2 separate regions of the Homo sapiens genome follow, and region 1 is linked to region 2. Evidence: chromatin contacts called from ENCODE Hi-C or POLR2A ChIA-PET data. All regions are on one chromosome and are shown on one strand. The core of a region is the stretch at or near the end of the contact, and the rest is flanking DNA. Distances in the headings are between cores, read along the strand shown. Region 1 has its middle 3.5 kb from the start of LINC00605. Region 2 has its middle 72 kb from the start of LINC00605.

Region 1 (2,700 bases), core at 126-2,625, 75 kb after region 2:
TGGATATCTGTAGCGTGAGTGGTCTTTAGGATGTCCAAAGAATGAAGAAAGGCTGGAGGTTTTATAAAGAGGAGAAATATTACTACTGCTCTTTAAGAAAGCTCATTGGCACTGGTGAGTTTGGGGAGCTGGCAAGCTCCGACTGATGAGTGAGGGCAGAGGGTAAAACGAGTCGTGTCAGCAGGTTGTTTAGTAGGCATTAGGTAAACTGGTTTCAGGTGGCAGCAGTTTCAGCAGCCGGTCTTACAGAGAATGACATTCTTGGAGAAATTCTATGTGCCCTGAGTGCTCCTTCCCGCTGGCCTCTTGACCCTTGGTTGGGTGGGACAAGAATGACCCAATTTGTGTGATTAGCTTTACATTTTTCTCTTTTGATCAAGATATTTCTCTGAAAGCATCGCTAACCAGCCGTTCTGCAGCCAGGCTTATCTGTCCCTGGGGCTGTAATGGGCTTGTGCCAGCTGTCTCTGTCCCACATTGGAGGGAACATGGCGGGGTCTAAGTCAGCAACCTGGGCCACATTTGTGTAATAACGAGGCCAGAAGGAAAAAATGTCTCAAAGCAGTTACTTTTTTTCTTTCTTTCTTTCTTTCCTTTTTGAGATGTAGTTTTGCTCTTGTAGTCCAGGCTGGAGTGCAGTGGCACTATCTTGGCTCACTGCAACCTCTGCCTCCTGGTTTCATGCGATTCTTCTGCCTCAGCCTCCTGAATAGCTGGAATTACAGGCATGCGCCACCACCCCCAGCTGATTTTTTTCCTCTCTCTCTCTCTCTCTCTTTTTTTTTTTTTTTTGTAGAGACAGGGTTTCACCATGTCGGCCAGGCTGGTCTTGAACTCCTGACTTCAGGTGATCTGCCCGCCTCAGCCTCCCAAAGTGCTGGGGTTGCAGGCGTGAACCACTGCACCTGGCCTCAAAGCAGTTTCATCTGGAGTCCAGTATTACATTTTATTTCATCTGCTTTGTAGGCATTAGTCATTATCTGGAGGTGTTGAGCAAGTATTATCCTGTTAGGAGAGTTGGCTTCGTTGAGATTAGACAGGCACTAAGAACAACATTTAAAAATTATAATGAAAAAATTGGCAACAATATAATAAACTTAGTTCGTAGAAGTGGTTTTGAACTAACAGCCCCAGCCTAAGGGCAACAAATTAAACAAAAGGCCATGGAGGAGACTGGGCCAGGCCTGTGATAGCCACTGAGAAGTATTTCATACAGGATCGAATTAATCACTACTTTGTGAACGCCAGGTTTATAAAAGGGACCACCAGTACAATTTGAACAAAAAACTGTGTTAGGGAAAATGCCAAATTTGCCCACTAGGTGGACTAAAAGGATTTCTTTTTTTTTTTTTTTTAGGTCAGGTTTTCTCAAGTTACCTATAGCAGTTACTTATTGTGAAATTTTAATTATAGCATTATCCTGCCAAATGAAGAATGGCATTGAGAGGGTGAGAGTCTCATTATTATATGGAGCCTTATAACAACGTCTTCGGAAAACCTGCTTTTTTAGGTTTCTTTTTCAATTTTTGTTTTTAAATAGTGAGGTCTCATCATGTTGCCCAGGCTGAAGTTTAACTCCTCTCGCCTCGGCCTTCCAAGTAGCTGGGACTACAGGCACCATGGCTGCTGGAACAGCTGTTTTTAGCAGGGAAAACGTCAACTGCTCCTCTTGGTTTGTGGTTTGATTGTCTCTGATTACGGCATCGTGCAATTTGGTGAACTTTTGGTGTGGTTCATATATCAGGCATAAGACTTGTTTTTTACTTTATTAATTTTGTTTTTTATTTTTATATTTTAAATTATTTCATACTAGTTTATTTAGGGGTTATTTTCACTCCTCAATAGATTTTTCCGTATTTTTTATAAGCTTCTTCACTCATAAGTTCATCTAGTTCTTTTTTTTTTTTTTTTTTTTTTTTTTTTGAGACAGTTTTGCTCTTGTTGCCCAGGCTGGAGTGCAGTGGCATGATCTTGGCTCACTGCAACCTCTGCCTCCTGGGTTCAAGTGATTCTCTTGCCTCAGCCTCCTGAGTAGCTGGGATTACAGGCAACTGCCACCACGCCCAGCTAAATTTTGTATTTTAGTGGAGATGGGGTTTCGCCACGTTGGCCAGGCTGGTCTCAAACTCCTAACCTCAGATTATCCACCTGCCTCAGCCTCTCAAAGTGCTGGGATTACAGGTGTGAGCCACTGCGCCCGGCCAAGTTCACCTAGTTCTGAAGAGTTACTCAGTGTCATCTTGATCGGCCAAACATTTTTATAACAAGATTTGTCAATAAGTTCTGTATTTTCTGCAAGAGCTTCATTAATTTCAGTTACTTCTCCTGATAAAGGAGAATGGAGTTCATGAACAGCTTTCACACTTTCCAAAGCACCAAATTCATCTTGTTTGTTCAATTTTGTCCCAGCTTCAGGCAGACTACAGTAAAAACATCTCCCAATACTTCCTGTGCAAAATGCCTGATTCCCACGGTTCCCATACCATTTCTTGTTGTTCTCCAACCACGTTTCCCCGAGAATTCATGCACCGAGAGCAGGGCGGGTTCCACGCACAAACCGTGCCCATCCCCAGCCACCAAGGCCTCAGCCGGTGAGGCATGGCAGGTGCCAAGGCCCCGCTCAAGCTGCAGCCCACAGCCCACCCACACTGCGCCACTCAGTGCCATGTTCGTAGGGAGGGGTGCAGAGGGTCTCCACGC
Region 2 (2,700 bases), core at 174-2,673:
TGCCCATAAAAAATAAAACGCTGTCATTTGCAGCAACATGGATGGAACTGGAGGTTATTATGTGAATTGAAATAAGCCAGGCACAAAAAGACAAATATTGCATGTTTTCATTCATATGTGGGAGTTTTAAAAGTGGATCTCATAGAGATAGAAAGTAGAAAGATAAGTTACCAGAGGCTGGGAAAGGTGCAGCGTGGGGATGAAGAGAGATTGATTACTGAGTACAAACATACAATTAGAAGGAATAAGTTCTAGTGTTTGATAGCATAGTAGGGTGAGTATAATTAAAAATAATTTCTTGTATACTTCAAAATAGCTAGAAGATGGCCAGGCACCATGGCTCACACCTGTAATCCCAGCACTTTGGGAGGCCGAGGCGGGTGGATCACTTGAGGTCAGGAGTTTGAGACCAGGCTGGCCAACACGGTGGAACCCTATCTCTACTAAAAATACAAAACTTAGCCAGGTGTGGTGGTGTATGCTTGTAGTCCCAGCTACTTGGGAGGCTGAGGCAAAAGAATTACTTGAACCCGGGAGGCGGAGTTTGCAGTTAGCCGAGATCGCGCCACTGCACTCCAGTCTGAGACAGAGCAAGACTTCATCTCAAGGAAAAAAAAAAAAAAAGCTAGAAGAGAAGATATGAAATGTTCCCAACACATAGAAATGGCAAATATTTGAGGTGATGAATATTCTAATACCCTGATTTGATCATTATAAATTGTATGCATGTATTACAATATCCCATGTCCCCCATAAATATGTACAATTATTGTGTACCAACAAAATAAATATGAATTCTAGAAAAAAAACTGTAGTTACTAAAAAATACTGCTGGACATTGTTCTGTGTGGGAGACGCGAGAGGGGAGAAGAAAGGGCACAATACACAATACTATTAAGGGTAAACACCTTTATTCCAAGTATATGGCAATACAGACATAATAAGCAAATCGCAGTGGGAAAGGGAGAAGAAGAGCTATGTCTATATATATTTACACCCACCAGACTATGGAGGAAGCATTACTAGCTTTGAGCTTGATCAGTCAAGACATAGGCCTGGCATTGGGCCAGGGCCAGTCTGGAAGTCAAATTAGCATTTTCCTTTTCCAGCTTACATTTCTTTTGTAGCAACCGGTCCCTATCTTGACACATTAACTTATAAGCAGTAAGCAAGCAGCATCCATGCCAGGAAATTCCCTCGGCATCCCCTTATCAAACTAGAATTTCCTGCAGCACCTCACACACAGCCAACAGTTCAAAATGCACTAACTTAGATTCCCAATTTTCACAAAAGCCAGTTCCCCTGGACTATTCAGTCGCCGAGGGGGAGAACTGGGGAAGTTCCCATCCCGGGATGTGGGAAGTCCCCGAGCCTCCAGCCCAGTCCCTGCGACTGGAAAGTGGCATACTTTCGTTTTCGAATCCTGTTCCTGATACCAAAAGTTTCTGTGTGGGAAATGCCCGGGGGGTGAAGAAAAGGCACACACGATACTTTTAAGGGCAAACAGCCTTCATCCCAAGTATATGGCAACACAAATATAATAAGCAAATCACAGTGGGAAAGGGACAAGAAAAGATATATCTGTATATATTTACACCCACTGGACTATGGAGGAAGCATCACCAGACAGGGAAGCAGCAGCCTGGGCTCCAGAGTCGGCCGCCCGTCCGCGCACAGACGAGGAGAGTTCTTGCGGAGCTTCGGCGGGGTCTGGGACCCTCACCCTTTTGTAGTATTCCTTTTTTGGCCTGAGCCCCAGGCACGAGGGCCCTTCATGACTGGACTCAGGGAATACAGGAAGGTTAGCCTATTCTGTAGATTCTGTTGTTTGTTTGCCTTAAGGTAGAAAATGTACCTTACCAGAACAATCAGTATAGGTTATTAGCTCCCAGGCAGATGCCCAGAGGCTATTTACTGGCACATAACCATTCCTTGTGTTCAAGTTCAATGGAGTTCAAATTTAATATTTAACTTTTCCTCCACATGGCTCACACCTATAATCCCAGCACTTTGGGAGGCCAAGGCGGGTGGATCACTTGAGGTCAAGTGTTTGAGACCAGTCTGGCCAATGCGGCGAGACCCCTGTCTCCACTAAAAACACAAAAATTAGCTGGGCATGGTGGCGCGCACCTGTAGTTCCAGCTACTTGGGAAACTGAGGCAGGGGAATCACTTGAATCTGGGAGGCAGAGGTTGCAGTAGCTGAGATCGTGCCACCGCACTCCAGCCTGGGTGACAGAGCAAGACTCCATCTCAAAAAAAAAAGTGACAAACATTTGAGACGATGAATATCCTAATACCCTGATCTGATCATTACAGATTGTATGCATGTATTACAATATCCCACGTACCCCATAAATATGTACAATTATTGTGTACCAATAAAAATAAATAAATATGAGTTATAGAAACAAAAAACCCTATAATTACTACAAACCCTTCTGGATGTGTAGAATATCATTGTGGACACAGTGAGAGACACATGAACTGCAAGAAAGGTGTGAGGTGAGACCCAGGACATGGAATAGAAGTACGGGGGCACAGAGTCTGTCCCCTGCTCTGCCGCCCGGTGGGCATGTTTCTGTGGTCTGGAGCCCCTCTTTGTCCTGGCTTCTGTCTTTGGTGCTTGGCTACCTTTGTGCCCCACCTTGTCCTTGCACATCATGGTAGCAATATTTTGAGGGGTGCAATGCAGGCGCCC

Evidence for each region. A loop is a pair of places that touch in the nucleus more often than their neighbours do. ChIA-PET counts read pairs that join two places held with the same protein, here RNA polymerase II (POLR2A). Pooled maps may share reads with other maps.
Region 1: a loop to region 2 is called in a map of mammary epithelial cell, with 7 times the contacts of the local background. The contact joins two enhancer-like sites. A Hi-C loop is called at or near these places in 2 of 168 maps with a recorded cell type or tissue (endothelial cell of hepatic sinusoid and mammary epithelial cell) and 2 of 50 pooled maps. POLR2A ChIA-PET finds 5 or more read pairs at or near these places in 2 of 52 experiments (H1 and HepG2).

Annotation. Positions count from the first base shown.
Region 1 is chr14:103,184,171-103,186,870 of GRCh38, reverse strand. It overlaps the pseudogene GCSHP2. Among named protein-coding and RNA genes, the nearest start is that of LINC00605, 3.5 kb to the left of the region's middle. Within about 2 kb of position 1,375, at least 2 of the 41 ENCODE cell types and tissues checked have a DNase peak (open chromatin) inside an H3K27ac peak, as active enhancers do.
Region 2 is chr14:103,259,379-103,262,078 of GRCh38, reverse strand. No RefSeq gene overlaps it. Among named protein-coding and RNA genes, the nearest start is that of LINC00605, 72 kb to the right of the region's middle. Within about 2 kb of position 1,423, at least 26 of the 41 ENCODE cell types and tissues checked have a DNase peak (open chromatin) inside an H3K27ac peak, as active enhancers do.